Regions from separate parts of the Homo sapiens genome. Here region 2 is linked to region 1. Evidence: chromatin loops called from intact Hi-C (ENCODE). Cell type or tissue: heart left ventricle. All regions are shown on one strand. Links, peaks and the distances in the headings refer to the core of each region. The heading gives the core; the rest is flanking DNA. Region 1 overlaps RASAL2 (RAS protein activator like 2). Region 2 overlaps RASAL2 (RAS protein activator like 2).

What was found. Hi-C counts contacts between places; a loop is a spot of excess contacts. Peaks named below come from ENCODE experiments on the same cell type or tissue, not always from the same donor. Only the 100,000 strongest peaks of a DNase experiment are listed, where the experiment ranks them.
Region 2: a loop joins it to region 1, with 4 times the contacts of the local background. A loop is called at or near these places in 26 of 110 quality-filtered maps.

Annotation. Positions count from the first base shown.
Region 1 is chr1:178,272,562-178,281,203 of GRCh38, forward strand. The region is part of intron 1 of RASAL2 (RAS protein activator like 2); the gene reads left to right. Among named protein-coding and RNA genes, the nearest start is that of RASAL2, 180 kb to the left of the region's middle. In heart left ventricle, for the core only: no CTCF peak of the experiment used is centred there; no DNase peak of the experiment used is centred there.
Region 2 is chr1:178,097,330-178,105,971 of GRCh38, forward strand. All of the region lies in intron 1 of RASAL2 (RAS protein activator like 2), which reads left to right. Among named protein-coding and RNA genes, the nearest start is that of RASAL2, 7.5 kb to the left of the region's middle. In heart left ventricle, for the core only: no CTCF peak of the experiment used is centred there; no DNase peak of the experiment used is centred there; H3K4me3 peaks cover 1,278 bases; H3K27ac peaks cover 3,894 bases.

The sequences.
Region 1 (8,642 bases), core at 416-8,415:
TATATTCCTTGGTATTTGAACTCTCACTTTAGTTCAAGATGGGCTTGAACTATATTTTCTTTTCTCAATTAAAATCCAACTATTTGGCCAGGCACGGTTGCTTAGCCTGTAATCCTAGCACTTTGGGAGACCAAGACAGGTGGATCACTTGAGGTCAAGAGTTCGAGACCAGCCTGGCCAACATGGTTAAACCCTGTCTCTACTAAAAATACAAAAATCAGCTGGGTGTGCTGGCACATGCCTGTAGTCCCAGCTACTCGGGAGGCTGAGGCAGGAGAATCACTTGAACCCAGGAGGCAGAGGTTGCAGTGAGTGAGCTGAGATCGCACCATTGCACTGCAGCCTGGGTGACAGAATGAGATTCCACCTTAAAAAAAAAAAAAATCCAAATATTTGCTGTAACGACTTGGAATTTTTTTAACCTTAAATTGACTATCCAGATTAAAATATTACTAAAAGAACCCTGCACGTGTATTGTGGCCAAAAACATAAGTGCCACACAAATGTGGTTGGAGAATATAGACTTATTGTCCTGTATCAGCTATGTTCCCAATAGGATTGTATTTCATGATTATGTTAAGGGTTTTATGCAATCTTAATATCTTCTAAGATAATGGAAAAGGCTGCAAAAAGTAGGTTTGCCTAGGAAATTAGAAAAATTCTTACTTTGAAGAAAAGATATGTGATAAAGGCTAATGAGGCAAAAACCATAAACTTGGCCGTGGATATGTCCTCTTGTACTGTGTGTATGACTTTTATAAAGAAAATTATGATAATGGTGTTAGTTTTAGAAAGCCTTGTAATTTGTTTAATTTTATTGCCTTATTTGCATTCATTATATATCTTTAACAAATTATTGTTTATTTACCTTACAGTACAGGTTTGTAGTGTCGAAGGGAATGTAACTTGTGTCTGATGTATATACTATGTATAAACATACCCACTAACAGGTTCACCAAATGTTAAACAATTTTGTATTGGCATTTTTAATTTAGAACTTTCTGATGGATTACGTATAGGGGTTTAAGAATACTTAATATTTGGGGAAATTAATTTGGAGTTTTAGATGGGTTTGAACTAAATTTTCTTTTTCCATTTAAAAAATCATGGAATATAGGCTCCTGTTACATGAAAATTTGCCATCCAATGCATTTTCAGGAATGGATTAGATTTCGATAAGAGGGATGTTTTTCTATTTGTGTTGGCCGTATTAAAGAGAAAAACTAAATGCTGCTTCTTACTGCTTTATAGCCTTGTATTGTAGGTGTTTGTTTCCTACCACTCACTTGAGGTCAGTGGTTTTTCATAAAAAGAAAGGTTTTTCACTGCTGATATGAGTCAGCTAAGTTGTGCTCATCGAATTGGGTTATCTAATTCCTAGTGAGTGACGGATAACATTCTTTAGAGATGCTTATATTATCACCTTGATAGTTTTCACTGTAAGCTCAGCGATTTGTGATTCAAATGGGTCTCAATTCAGAAAAGATGCATATGTAGCTCTGGATTCTATTGCACTTGATGCTATAAATAGAGGTAGAGCTATTAAAGATTTTTAGTGCTGCCATACTCTTGACAACTTTTATTTCTAATGTAGCCTGCCTTCTTCTGCTTTCTTAGGTAGAGAGGTGATATCACAGCATTGGTTGTGTAACCAGTTGCTAAAAAGTCAGACACTAATTTCTCAATAGTGAAATTAGTGTCTGAGTTCACTCTTTTTCACCCTCTCCACAAAGAATCACATTCCTTGAAAAGCTCTAATTCTTTTCCCACACCAGCTGCCCCTAAAGGAAAGTGATGCGATCCAATTCAAAAAGAGGCAAGCATGAGAATATATTAATATAGGGAGAGATACTAAATATAACAAAAGGAATGTGCATTAAATGCTGTTTGAGATTAAGTCTTAGTGTAGTTCATTTTTCTGTCGGTAACAGAAACGAGACATGAAAATGATCTTGAGTTTTTATCGCTTAGTAATATAATACTATGGTCATATTTTAAGTGCCATGCTAGTTTTTCTTATGCTTTTCTCTTTCTTTTCTTTTTGAGACAGGGTCTTGCTCTGTCACCCAGGCTGGAATACAGTAACACAAATCACAGCTCACCACAGCATCGACCTCCCAGGCTCAAGCAATCCTCCTGCCACAGCCTCCTGAGTAGTTGGGACTAAAGGTGCAAGCCACCACACCTGGCTGATTTTTGTACTCTTTTTGTAGAGCCAGGGGTCCCACTTTGTTGCCCAGGCTGGTCTTGAACTCTGGAGCTCAAAGGATCCTCCTGCTGCTGCCTCCCAAAGTGCTAGGATTACAGGCATGAGCCACCGTGCTTGGCTACACTTTTCTTAAATTAGCACAATATTTATTTAAGAAAAAATTGTAGATAGGCTTTTATTTCCTTCAAAGGATTAGTATATAAGTGACCTATTTTATTTTGAATATTTTATATTTTTCTGTTTAAGAGGTTTAGTATGAACTGTAGATTATGACTGATCTATTGGGATTGAAGAACAGGCTGTGATGGACTGCCATTTCTCATCTTACTGCTGGCACCATTCATAAGACTCCATTCAGTTAACTAGGCCACATAGTTGCTTAAGCAGACTTGGCTTAATGTGGAAATTAAGGGACTTACCTCTTTTAAGAGACTGGGTTGTGCTGTGTTGCCCCGGTTTGAATGCAGTGGCTATTGAGAGCACAGTCATGCACCCTACAGCTTTGATCTTCTGAGCTCAAGTGATCTCAGCTCCCAAGTAGCTGGGACTATAGAGGCATGCCCTGATATCCCAGCAGGACTTATTTCTTCAAGTGCATATTTAAGAAGTGGAAGAAAACTATATGATCTGCTTTGTTTGCATTTCACGGCACATGTGATCAGGACAGTGCAAACTGTTGTAGTGATGTGGAAGGGAGAAGCAAGGTAGAACTATCATAGGAATTGTTCCCCATCCTTACCATCTTCTTAAAATAAGTAATGGCACCAAACTAAAATGAGCTCTTCTATAGAGAAGTGTTACCTTTATCAAATATCAAGTTGTCTGCCATAAATAAGTCATGCCTTCAAGGAATTTATTACTTTTTTACCAGATAACTCACTCTGACCTGTGATAGAGCAGAGTTAGAACATTCATGCTGAACTGTGATGCAGCTGAGACTGAGAGGGAAGCAGCAGCAGAACTCTGCAAATGTTAGACTAAAGGAAATTACTCACCAGAGAGAAGTATCACATGTTATCTCTTTCCTGCTCTCTCCTTCTCTTAACAAGGGTGATAATGAGCATAGTGGATTTACTAACTAGACACCAGTGATCAAGTAGGTCGGAAATTAAGCCTTTGTAGTTGACAAGGAAACTAAAGTGGTTAGCTAAGGTTAAAAGACACAATATAAATTTATTTCGGCAAATAGTTGTGGTCTCATAGTAAATTTATGGTAATGTAAGGATTAAGACTTGTATTTCCATGAAGGCAACCATTTCTGACCTAATGACTATATCTTAAACATATTGAATGATTACTTAGTATCCATATTACTCATCAAGGTACGAGGGTGGCCATATTTAAATCCACTGAGGCCATTTATTTGTATGAACTATAATATAATTTGCCAGCCCAAATGTTCATTGTGTGTCAGGACAAAGCAAAGTTCACAGGTACTGTGTGTTGGGTGGTTATCAGTCTAAGAAAATTTTTGTTTGTTGTTCTGGAAATGTTATTTTCTGACATTTTGACAGAATATAGAGGGTGGGAAGGTAATGAAGGGATAAAATAAGTAAAATTAAACTTTACTTTAAGTGACCTGACTGGATTTTCCTTTCCTTTTGTACTTTAAGAATGAAAGAGAGTGACTTAGTTGATGGGAACTACACTAGGTCTTAAGCAGACAACATTAATACATTTATAAAATAATTTGAGCATAAATCTGCAGTATATTGTGGACTACTCCTCAACCACATTACAATTTTTTTGTTTTTTTTTTTGAGACAAGGTGTTATTCTGTTGCCCAGGCAGAGTACAGTGGTGTGATCATGGCCCACTGCAGCCTTGACTTCCTGGGCTCAAGTGATCCTCCTGCCTTAGCCTCCCAAACTGCTGGGGTTACAGGCATGAGCCACTGTGCCCAGCCTGTTACAGTTATTGACATTGTTAAGAATCATCTCCACGTAACAACTCTAACATTATTTCTTCTATTATATCAGAAATTGTCTATAGAAGATAGCCATGTGTATGCCATATTTTTAAATCTGCATGTCAGGGGCAAGGATTTTATTGTTTATTAAAAAAATAAAGAACTGCCTTTTAAAAAATAGCTTGTTGGCCGGGCACAGTGGCTCATGCCTGTAATCCCAGCACTTTGGGAGGCCGAGGCTGGCGGATCACAAGGTCAGGAGATTTAGATCATCCTGGCTAACACGGTAAAACCCCATCTCTACTAAAAATAGAAAAAATTAGCCAGGTGTGGTGGCGGTCGCCTGTAGTCTCAGCTACTCGGGAGGCTGAGGCAGGAGAATGGCGTGAACCTGCGAGGCAGAGCTTGCCGTGAGCTGAGATCGCGCCACTGCACTCCAGCCTGGGCGACAGAGTGAGATTCCCTCTCAAAAAAAAAAAAAAAAAAAAAAACCAAAAACTTGTTAATTGGCCTATTAATATGATATTAAACATGAATGCCTGTTAAAACTGTTGTGAACATGTTGATGAAAAGAAAAAATGCAATCCTCCCACCTCAGCTTCCCAAGTAGCTGGGACTACAGGCACGCACCACCATGCCTGGCTGATTTTTGTATTTTTTGTAGAGATGAGGTCTCACTGTGTTGACCAGGCTAGCCTCAAACTTCTGAGTTCAAGTGATCCACCCACCTTGGCCTCCCAAAGTGCTGGGATTATAGGCGTGAGCCACCGTTCCTGGCCAGATGTTTTTGCTTCTGTAATAAAGTGATCACTTTAATTCTTAGCTTTTATGAAGTAATACTTTTTGACTTTGGGTTCAAAGCCAAAACAAATCTGGTCATTGAAATTTCAGAGTTGCGAAGAATTTGCCATTTCTAAGCCAGGTTAGCTGTGGTGTGGAAATGAAAATGTATGTATAGATACAGGAAAATACAGATCTATCCTTCCACAACAGTTCAGACTTCTGCAGTTTACACCAATTATCTGTTGGGAATATGTTTCTCTTTTAGTGTATTAAGACCTTCCCTATTCAGATAGATTTCCCAAAACTATGCTGTTGTTATTTCTTTTTTTAGGTTGGCACTAAGATAGATGAAAGGCCCCTGAGACTGAATGAAACATTAGAGTTTGTATTAACTGGGAAGATTCTCTCTGTAGAATCCCTTTATAAAGCTTTCTCTGGAAGGCAGTAAATATTAATAGTGTTACAGTCTCACCAATGCAACACAGTGTAGTGTCTGTTATTGTGAGACATCACCCAGAGTTGTTTGTCTCATGACCAAGAGAATTAAGGAGCATGGTCACAAAGGGTGAGGTTGGAGCAAAAGTTTAATAAGCAAAAGAATGAAAGCTGTCTGCCGCAGAGAGGGGGCCCAGAAGAGGGTTGCCATTTTTACAGTTCAATGCAAAGGCTTTTATACGAAACTGATGAGGGCTGGGCGTCTCATTTACATAAGGTGTGAATTTCTGGTACCTCCACCCCGTCCTGCTAGTGTACATGTGGGCCCTTAGCTTGAGTTACTCCATAATGCTTTGTTCCCCTTACTGCACATGTGTTAGGGGATGGAATTTTCCATTGTGGCCATGTCTGGGCAAGTCATCTCTGTAACCTGTCTTATCTGTGTGGCTGTGAGCATGTCTTAGGCAAGCTTCCTTGTCTAAGTTCCCTTATTTGTGCCTATAGCCTGAAAAATCAGGCTTTTGTTTGAAAGGATTCAACTGAGGCCCCACCCTAGCTGCCTGCCTGACCAGTTTCTTCTTTCTCCTCTCAATAGGTTCATGATTTTACCAATTGCATTTAACATATCATGTCAGAATTTTTAAAAACATGAGACTAGTAAATGATGTGATTCAAAAGCAACTCAGATGAACTTCTAAGGAGCCGTAAGATACAAAAATAAAATTTCTCACAGCAATTTTTTCTTACCCATTCTTCATATTTTGGCCATAGACTTATTGTCCTTTCTCCCTTATCCCTATTTCTGCTTTCTATCAGATCCCTTTAATTACTCTCCTGCTATAAAATTTTTGAGGCACTTTTCCTAAGTATGGAAGAGATAAGTTGCTTATCCTCTAAGAAAAAAGTTGGAGTGTGTCTGTGTGTGTGTTCCTATACTGAAATTTCCAGCTCTATCATATCATTCAGTTTGTCATTTTTGTCAAGTAATATATCATGCTATGATGCTCCTTTCTCCCATTACAAGGAAGGGTTAACACATGAGAGATCTATTGTTATTGTTGTTGTTTCCTTGCCAAGTAGTTTCTAAATTTATATTAGCATTTGCAGTTACTGAATTTATATTAGCATTTGAAGGAGCCCAAAGTTTGCTTTTTAGACTTAGTGGCAGGCCAAATGACTTAGTATTTTGAATGCTGTTTTGAAATTATTTGGAAATAATAGATTGCATTGAATACTTCAAATAAGCTTCCCTTTTAGGTTATCTTTCTTCCTTTTTTGAAAACCATCTATATTGGACTTCCTGTTATATATTATAGTTACATAACCTGCTTTATTAACTTTTATCAATTTGTATTTTTATTAGTGACTCTTTTATTCTCTCATCTCTTTTGTGTTATTCATCCACCACAAACAACTAGAAAGTTACCTGTCCTGTTGATTCCTATTTCAAAATCTGGCTCACATGGTCTGTTTGTTACCATTTTCACTATAACTGATCTGTTTCAGACCCTGACCATCCCTAAACCAGGCCATTACATCAGTCTCCCATACATTGTTAAGACCTCTGGTCTTTCCCCCACTTTCTTCATCTTGTTACAAACTAGTATTGCCATATTTTCTTAGAATACCTCATTGACTTTCTGTTTTCTAAGCAGTGGTTTTTAGCATGTGGTCTGTGGAATGCTAGATCTCCAGGACCCCCCCGATCTGATAGTTTAAAACTATTTTTTATAGTAGAACTATAAGACTAATTATGGTTATTCAGTCTTGGTTATATGGCAGACATTTTCTGAAAAAAGGAAGACATAAACTTATCACTTCAGGGAAACAACCAAGAGTATTTATTGCTAATGATAAAATTTAAGACTAAAAGCAAAAATTAGAATGTTAGAAAATTTGCATCTGCAACTTTGAGCTTGGCAGCTTCCCAGTAGTACTTGAAGTCTTTTCTGATGAGATCAAAACTTTTCTGAAGATTGATGAATGTGACTTTTTTGATATTATATAATGAAAGGTGTCAATATTTGGAATATCTGCAAATCTGAATGAACCAATATTTTTTAACTGATCGGTGCATGATGTTTATAAACTCACATACATGGGGTGAAAGATGCACTCAAAGGACAAGGTGGACCAGTGGTTTTTGATGTAACAGAATACGAAAAGTTCATTGATTTGGTTTCAGATTACACATTGTATACTAACTTTTGAAAAGCAACTGCTTGTCAGGTTTGGTATAGTATTAACGAAGAATATTCATAGTTATTTGAAAATATTATTAAACCACTCTTTCCTTTTCCAACTACATATTTGTGAGTCCAGATTTTCTTTGTGTATATCAACCAGAAGAACACAAAGCAATAGATTGAATGTAGAAACAGATATAAAAACCTTGCTGTCTTCTATTCAGCCAGACTTTAAAGAGATTTGCAAAAATATAAAAGAGTCGCTCTTTTAATTTTTTTTGAAAACAGTTACATTTCATTAAAAATGTGTTACCTATGTTAACATGCAGTAGGAGTGTTATTGTTAAATGAATTCATATTTTTTAAATTTCTCAGTTTTAATTTCTAACATGGTAAATATTGATATAACCCATATAAACCCATATTGATATAACCCATATACTGAAGTCCTCAGTAATTTTAAAGCCTAAAGGAGTCCTGCAGTCAAGAAAGTGGAGAATTGCTGGTCTACAGAATAATACAGTTTTAAAGAAGTATTTACAAAGAGATCCATTGACTTACCTCTGATTCTTTTTAATGTTTCTAAAATTTAATTTTTGTAATGAGGCCAGCATTCATTGTCCTTAGTATCCTCCTAGGAATGGACAGAGCAAATCCAAAATTGTTTTCAGTTTTGCTATTAAGATTCTTCTGTGTGATTCTAAGTTAGTTATTCTTTTCTCTAGTGAATTTTAGATACTAAAAATAATTGGAAGTCAGAAATTAAAAGTAAGTCACTAGAGCAAAAAATAAGATAGGATTGGCAAGGTGAAATGGGACAAAAATCTGAGCTTGTCCTGGTAACGTGTATAGTCTCAGTATACAGGCCTTGCTTACTTGCTTTTAAACCTTCATTTAGCCCTGGAAATGAGAACATGATATAACATAACCTATATAAGTTAAATATAGGTTATTTTAAAAAACATAATTTTATTACTTAAAATGCCTTTTAGATAATAGAGAAGTGCTAAAAAGAACAGAAACTATCACTTTTTTTCTTGTTTTTTTTCCCCCCTTGGTATACATTCTCATAAAATGACCAAAAATGGGCATTAGAAAAAGAAGCTGTAAAATCTATAGG
Region 2 (8,642 bases), core at 537-8,536, 180 kb before region 1:
GCTTGGCCCATTATTTTACCTGCAGGTTGGCCTATAATCTTTATCCTGGCTCTTGGGGCCAGGCATTAACCAAGCCCTTAACTTAATGCATTTAAATCATGATTGTCAGGGAATTCTGGGGAGCAGTTTTATCAAAAGGTCAGTGAACTGAGTTTTCAAAGAAGATATATTGAAGGCAGATGTTTATTTATTTGGAATGTTTTCACAAGATAGGAAGATGAGTATGGCGATGTTGCTTAGGTCTAGTTCATCCAGTTTTGAGACCTAACCTACATAGCCATGTGGGTTCTAAAGGTAGGATAATAATAAGGAACTTTATTAAGTGCAATTTGCATCTCCTGCAATATACTTCTGTTTGAAATCATGATGGGAACAAACAACAACAGAAGTAACCCCCCAAAGAATATCTTAACAGGAACTTCTAGAAACAATATTTTATTAGTTTGCCTCACAAAATTTGAAGACTAGGCACTGTTTTGAGTTTCTTGTTGACAGGTTTGGCTCCTTGGTTGATAATACATATATATTGTGTACATATGTATATATTGTCATAATACGTATACTCAGGGTTTTGTGTATTGCCATGATTTGGAAAACTTTTCTGGAATATGTTCAGAGCTTTATAATAGGTGGCTCTATATTTAGAACACAAACTAATGCACATTTTTGAGATGTGGCTGAGAGAAAAATATTTGTGCTGTCTGTCCTAATCTTCATTTCCTTGTAGTTGTAAAATGTTTCATTTGTTTTATTCCAGTATTATAAGTTGTGCCCATGCCTTGTCAAGACTATAAAATTTTTGATATCAGGGAGCCTTGTTTATCTTTGTATTCTTATCTTGCCACCCCCTTCATTGTCAACTTGTCTGCCAGATTGGTACCTTGCTCATAGTAAGTCAGTGTCTGTTGTATGTTGATCCGTTTGTCCTTTGACCATCCAGATCTCAACCTGACTGACTGTATGGGTGGTAGAGTAGCTTAAACAAAGGCATGCCACAAACAGCTAAATATGGATACAGAATCCAAGAGCATCAAATGCAGAACATTTTTCAGATATTTATAGCCTCAAAGCAAAGTCAATTGGCTGAAAAAGCTCAGCAGCATAGCGAAAGGAAACGGGAGTGGCAAAGCCAGCCTCACTGTCTGTGCTTTCTGGTAAACAATGAGAACATTAAAATTAAATACTTTACCATGAATGGATGGGGAGTGTAGGACACTCTGGGAGAAATTTAAGATCCCAATCTCTAGGATTGCCTGCGGTGGAGCTCTGCACTCATCAGTATGACAGGTCTGCAAGTATGTGCTCAGATATGCTCTTGGAGAGTTAGAAGGGAAATATAATCAGCACAAGAAAGGGATCAACAAGAAATCTTGTACTTTTAAATTTTAATATTATCAGAAGGAATTAGGTAAAATATTCTGTTAAGAAAATGAATAGCATCAACATTATTACCATTAAGCTTGTATACAGCTCATTGTTTATTGATAACAACATAGGGACCTGCTGGAAAATTTCAAAGGGCTAGTACTATTTAAGCAAACAGAAGAAAAAGGGAATTAATCATACTTCATTAAGTACCTTATAATTCCAGAAATGTGGCAGTGGGAATTCGGTAAGAATTAATAGAAGTTCATATTCAAGAAGTGAATATGAGCTGATGAGACAGAAGTCATATCTGGTTGTATTATATGATACTGCTTACGCCTCACCAATTAAGACACAGGATGAGATTTTTAAAAGTTACGTTTCTAGAGGTTATGTCTCTAAATTTATTTAAAATGTTGCAACTAGTATGGCTAGAAGAAAATCAGTGAGTGTGTATAAAATACATCCCCAAACATGTTCATGTTCCTTAAATGTCTTAATTTCCTCAGGTACTGTTAATTGAATCTTTACACCTGAGTAGTCATATTTTAGAAATTTTTGGAATCTTAAGCTTGAGTTCAATACTTAGGATGTGGCATAGGCTTGTTGATGTATTAGTTTCCAATGATTTCCAAATACATTAAAACACATTAAGAATAGACAGTTTTTCATTGAAATCAGAGAGAACTTCTAAGAATGCCTAGGCATGTACTGTTTAAGTGACTTTAAATAGCCCCCTTTTTTCTTCTTTTGAGAGAAAATTTGTATGTCTTATTTAAATTGTGTGCTCTATTAATGTAGGTGATAGTTTCATTTATAACATCTTAGTATTGTTCTACCCTCTATCATGTTGGTTCACTGCTATTTGATTTTCAAACAGTGAAAATATTTTTAAGGAATAGAATTATACATCCACAATCTCTTTTCCAAAACCATTTGGACTAGACAGTTATGTTAATATTTCTGCAGTTAAACAAGTGAATAGGCCGGGCGTGGTGGCTCACGCCTGTAATCCCAGCACTTTGGGAGGCCGAGGCAGGTGGATCACTTGAGGTCAGGAGTTCAAGACCAGCCTGGCCAACATGGTGAAACCCCGTTTCTACTAAAGTACAAAGAAATTAGCCGGGTGTGGTGGCATGCACCTGTAATCCCAGCTACTTGGGAGGCTGAGGCAGGAGAATCGCTTGAACCAGGGAGGGGGAGATTGCAGTGAGCTGTGATTCCACCGTTGCACTGCAGCCTGGGTGACAGAGTGAGACTATCTCAAAAAAAAAACAAAATCATACCAAGTGGTATAAAGACTATAAATAGCCTTATGTCAGTGCAGGTCAGACTTTACTGCCAGAAAAGTTGCATACAGTCTTTTGCTTTTCAGAGCTTTTTTGATTTAGGAATTGCAGATATGGAATTGAGGATCTGTACAAATCTTCAGACATAAATAATACAAAGTTCTAGAACACCCCTCTTTAAGAATAGTTTGTGTGGATATCCTTTATCTTTTTCAGATAATAACATTTACTGAACACATTTTTAAAAATGGGCCGGGCGCGGTGGCTTATGCCCATAATTCCAGCACTTTAGGAGGCCAAGGTGGGCGGATCACCTGAGGTAAGGAGTTTGAGACCAGCCTGGCCAACATGGTGAAACCTTGTCTCTACTATAAATACAAAAAAAAAAAAAAATTAGCAGGGCATGGTGGCACATCTGTAATCCCAGCTACTCGGGATGCTGAGGCACGAGAATCGCTTGAGCCCAGGAGGGAGAGGTTGCAGCTAGCTGAGATCGTGCCACTGCACTCCAGCCTGGGCAACAGAGCGAGACTCAGTCTCAAATAAAAAAAAAAAAAAAAAGTTGTACAGTTGTGTTTCCTACTATAGTGAGTGAAATTTCTGTGGTTTGCTAAGAAAAAGAAAAGAGATTCACATGACATAGTAGGCTTTACCAAGATTATTAAGGAAATGGTGGCAAGGTAGTGGTTTCGGATCCTTTGTTTCATTAGAAGGAAGGATGAGGTAAGTTGAAATAGAGGGTTTATGTAATTGTTCTTTGCAGTTGCTTTCTTCAGTAGCACAAAGTGATTTGATCACCTTTTAAGTAGGTGAACCACAAAAAAGCATTCAACTAATGACAGTTAATTCAGAAAAACTTCAGCTGTTTGCTCCCTTGTCCCTCCCTATTGGAAAAACTTTTAACTAACTAGAGAGTTGTTTGGTCTTGTTAACCAGGAGGAGGAGTTTGAAGTGTGCTAAGGGCACTGCTAAAATTGCTTCACCCTATCTTGGTAGAGGGATAATTGCTGTCTGATGTTTGTAAAAACACCTTTCTTCCCAAAGGCTGTCAAGTACTTCTTAAGGCTAGCATGTAGAAAACCCTTTTGCAAATTTCATGTAGTTTATTTTATAGTGAGAGGGCAGCCCATCAAGAAGTAATGTGGTTCACAAGTAGAAGGGAAAAGAGAAGTCTTGAGGCCCAGTGCAGTGGTGTTAGTGAGTATACAGTAAACAAAAGAAATAAAAATTGAACCCTTAAAGGCATAAAAACATTTCATTTGCTAGACTATGATACAGAAGTTATCACTTTCCTAATCTCTACAGCTGGGTTCAGATATGAGCTGTCTGAATTTTACCTTCCCTTACCAGGTGTTAGTAACATCAATTAATTGTCTTTGTTGGCTTTGCTCATAAGGGTTCAGTTTAGATCCTGATTGTATTTTTACCCCTCCATAAATTATCTTCAACATTGCTCGAGTTCCATTCACATTGTGTCACTTGTAGCAGACTTTCTAAAAGTACCCCTTACCTCCATCCCTGAGTCTAAGGGATTGGTAATACTTATAGATATTGATTGAGAGAGTGAAAATTTAGTGAGGGGAAAACATTCAACATAGATAAGATAACAAAATTCGGAAGAGTAGTCTGAAAAGTTAAAATGAAACCTTAAAGTCAATAGTTTTTGATATTTTTCAAAGCAATCCTTTAGGTTTTCTCATTGAAGAAACTGGCTCAGGAAGTTTAGCTTATTCCCAAAATTGGAGACAGACTCCACAGTTTGTCAGGATTGGAACTCTTAACCTCAGATTCCTTAGCCTCCTGATTTAGCTTCTAGATCTTGCTGCCTTCCCTTAGGGAGATGGCCTCTCAAAGCTGAAGGTCAGGAAAACTCGACAGTGAGAAATACCAGATTGTTAGTTTCACAGTCTTTTAAGGGAAATGCTGGAAATACCATTACCTAGGTAACAGAAAACAAAAATGGACAAAACATCCATAAAGTAGGAGGATGAAAATAATTTCATAGTAATCCTTAAGAGATAGACCAGAGGACAGATGAGATTTTTTTTTTCATATTTTTCCTAAGCTTATTATGCATACTTTTTTTGGTGCTGTGATTGGAAGTGATGTCTGAAGGAAATTTGAATTTCATATATGATGCTTAGAACCCTGAATAATACCTAATAACTTTGTACCTTCCACTTGAATTTCTAACCTCTGATTCCTGTCATTAAAAATTAATACCCTTTTTCTGATTATGAATATAATTTGTGCTTAACATAAAGAATTAGAATTTTAGGAAAAGCCAAAATTAAAATCATTTGTAATTCTACCTCTTAGAGATAACTATCATTTTTTTTTAAATATTATATTTTAGAGACGGGGTCTCATTCTGTTGCCAAGGTTGGAGTGCAGTGGCGCAATCATAGCTCATGCCCAGGTTGGAGTGCAGTGGCGCAATCATAGCTTACATATTATCCATTGCCTGGGTTCAGGGGATCCTTCCACCTCAGCCTCCCGAATAACTGGGACTACAGGAGTGTGCTACCACACCTGGCTGAGATAATTATTCTTTTAATATTTTATTGTGTTTTATTCCAGTCTTTTTTGTGTACAGATTTTTTTGTATTAATACATATTTGGTATCAAACTGCATATATTTTACATTCTACTTTTTTTCTCTTAAGTGTATTTTCTCATGTTATTGAAAACATTAACACATTTTTTTAAATATGTTATTTATTTTAAAAAATAGGTAATATATTCCTTTGTTCCAAAATTCAGAGTATAAAAAGATATTCCATGAGCTCTCTCTTACTCTTCCTCCCTGCCTCTACAACTTGCCATCTGGCAGGCATGGTCCCTCTTCCCAATCAATAAATACTTGAAATTGTTATGTATCTTTCCATACCTATTCCACGTGCATAGAAGCAAATGTAGAGATAGATAGATATGTAAAAATCCTGCCATAAGTGGGATCCAAGAAATCTAGTTTACAAAAAATTCAGGGTTATATTTCTGTGAGGTTAGTGAAATGACCAGAACAAACCTGCAAATGAAGTTGGCCATGAGTTCTGGGGGTCTGGAGCCGGTAAATTGCTTTATATCTGAAATGATATCATAGGTTTTTACTGTATATATGCATTTTTCTCTATTTTTACACGTATGATAACCCATTAGAACTGATTTTTATCTGCACTTTGAGATTGCTTCTTCTTTCTTCCCCCCGCCCCTCACTTATTAATGTATCTCAGATATATTTTCCTTTCATTTTGTAAAGAGGTACCTCATTCTTTTTATGGCTGCATAATGCCTGAATTAATCATAACTCATTTAATTATTCCCCAAGTTTTGCTAGTTCAAGTGATTTTGCAGTGAATGATCTTGAGTATAAGCCATTTTGCTTGTGTATGAGCATATCTGTAAGAAAAATACATAGAATTGCTAGGTCAAAGGTACGTGTATTTGTAATTTTGAAAGATATTGCCAAATTGCCCTACCTGTCTGTACTTCGCCCGCAATATATGAGAGTGCCTGTCTCCCCACACATAATGAATTATCACGAAATTTTGGATCAGACAATCTGAAAGGTAAAAATGGTGTCTTAATTTAATTTTTTTTAATATCTTTTACATTAAGTGTGATTGAACATCTTTTCATTTTTAAGAGTCATTTAAATATAACCTTTTCTGTGAACTGTACATACCTTTTGCCCATTTTTATTGGGTTCTTGGATCTTTTTCTTAGTGATTTGTAGGAACTATTAGTATATTAAGCAAAGCATACTAAGGAACTCTTAGTATTTAAGTAAAGAACCCTTTATCTGCAACAGTTGCCAGTATTTTCATTTTTCTTATGGTATTCCCCCCACCCTTATGAAGAAATGATTCTTACACAATTGAATGTATCGGATTTTTCTTTTATGGCTTTTTGGTTTTATGTCAGAATGTATTTTATGTTAGAATGGGCTTTCCTGGGAGTTCTCTGGACCTTTATTTTGTAACCTCAGAATAGGAAAGCCCATTCTTTTTTTTTCCCCCTCTACATACACTAAGTACCTAAATACCCTTGGGGGACAAAAAAAAGAGTGGGCTTTCCTGTTCTGAGGTTATGAAATAATTCTCTCTTGGTTTATCTAGTACTTCGTTGGTTTTATTTTTTACATTCAAATCTTTAATCCAGTCTGGTATTAAATATGAGATATGGATCCAATTTCATTTTTTGAAAGATGGCTTTCCAGTTGTCCTACCATCATTTGTTGAAGAAACCAGCTTTTTCGCACTGATTTAAGAAGACTTCTTTATTCTATACAAGATTGCCATTTATATTTTGGGTTATTTCAAGATTTTCTATTCTGTTCTATTGGTCTGTTTATATTCATGTGCCAGTATCACACAGCTTTATTGTTGAGACTTTATAATATGAAAATACAATTTTTAATGACTAACATTATTTAACCATTATTCTATTTTAGATGTTAACATTTTTCAAAAAGTTTAACACTTTACTGATTTGTCTTTGTGCACAAATCTTTGATCCAAACTTCTGAATGTTTTCTTATGCTGAATTCCTAGAAGAGTATGAAATGTTTTTAAAGGCCTGAGATTTAGTGCGAAATTGGTGAAACCTTCCTGGAAAGTAATTCCTGCCTCTAGTATGTGAAATATGGCTCATAATTTTAAGTTCTACTGCTGTGTTGCTACTTTCAATGTATTAAAATCTTTTTACATAAATTTTATATAATACCTTAAACGTTACTTAGCACATATTAAATGCCTTGAGTCTTTATGCCTTTAAGACTGTCCTTCAAAAACTTAGTTGTTGTTTAAATGGTACTCCTTTTTATTAATGGCATATTTCCAAGTGAATGAGGGAAGGGCGGGAGTATAGACTCAAAGCAATTGGTCTGCTAAAGGTCAAATCCATGACCGTGACCTTACTTGTATTATGTCAGACCCTCCAACTGAAATAACTTGATGCAGACATATGTTTTAGGTATTCTAAGAAGCACACAGTTGGTAACTTTTATCTCAGCTAGAAGGAGTTGACATTCATGAAAGTTATTTTGAACATGATTTGAATATAGTTTCATTTAGTTTTACCTGGATGAGTGATTGAGTTGTATGTCTTATATAATACTGTGTTAATGACCCAGTTTTATAGCATGGGATTAATTTAGGTATGTTCTGAGGAAAGTTTTTCATAATGTTAAACAAAGCCAAATCCAAGTAATGGCAACAAGAACTAATATTAATGATTAAAGTAATTTAAAATCTTTTCTTCAGAAAAAATAATGGCAGGAATAGGAATAAGACTATGGAAAAAATCATATTTTATATAGACCGTTAACAAAGTTAACCAAATTTTCTTTTACCATTTAGCTGTTTAGCATGTAATACATAAGCATAAGCTTGTCTTGCTAGGCCAGAAAGGAGCAAACTTAGAAAAAGAACAAACTGTTTTTAACTTTTAACAATGACTTAAAGTAGTTTGAAAGTGAAATGAAAAAATAATCCCTTATCCAGTTAATACTCTGGAGGTTTGTAGGAAAATTTGTTTAATTCGGGCAGGATAGAATATGCAAATATCTTGCTCCATAAATAAGTACTAAATAATGAAGACATATGAAGGATATGATACAGTGGGAAAGTATGGCAGTATTTTTGTCAGTTTTTGAAGTGTATGAAATTACTAGACACATTCTCTTTTTGTTTTTTGGGGTTCTTTTTTTTTTTTTTGAGACGGAGTCTTGTTCTGTCACTCAGGCTGGAGTGCTGTGGCTCTATCTTGGCTCACTGTAGCCTGGACCTCCCAGGCTCAAGGGATCCTCCCACCAAGTAGGTGCTACTTCAGGTGTGCACCACTGCGCCCAGCTAGTTTTTTGTTTACTTTTTGTAGAGACGAGGTCTCACTGTGTTGCCCAGGCTGGTTTTGAACTTCTAAGCTCAAGCAATCCTCTTGCCCCAGCCTTCCAAAGTGCTGTGATTATAGGCATGAGCTGCTGTACCC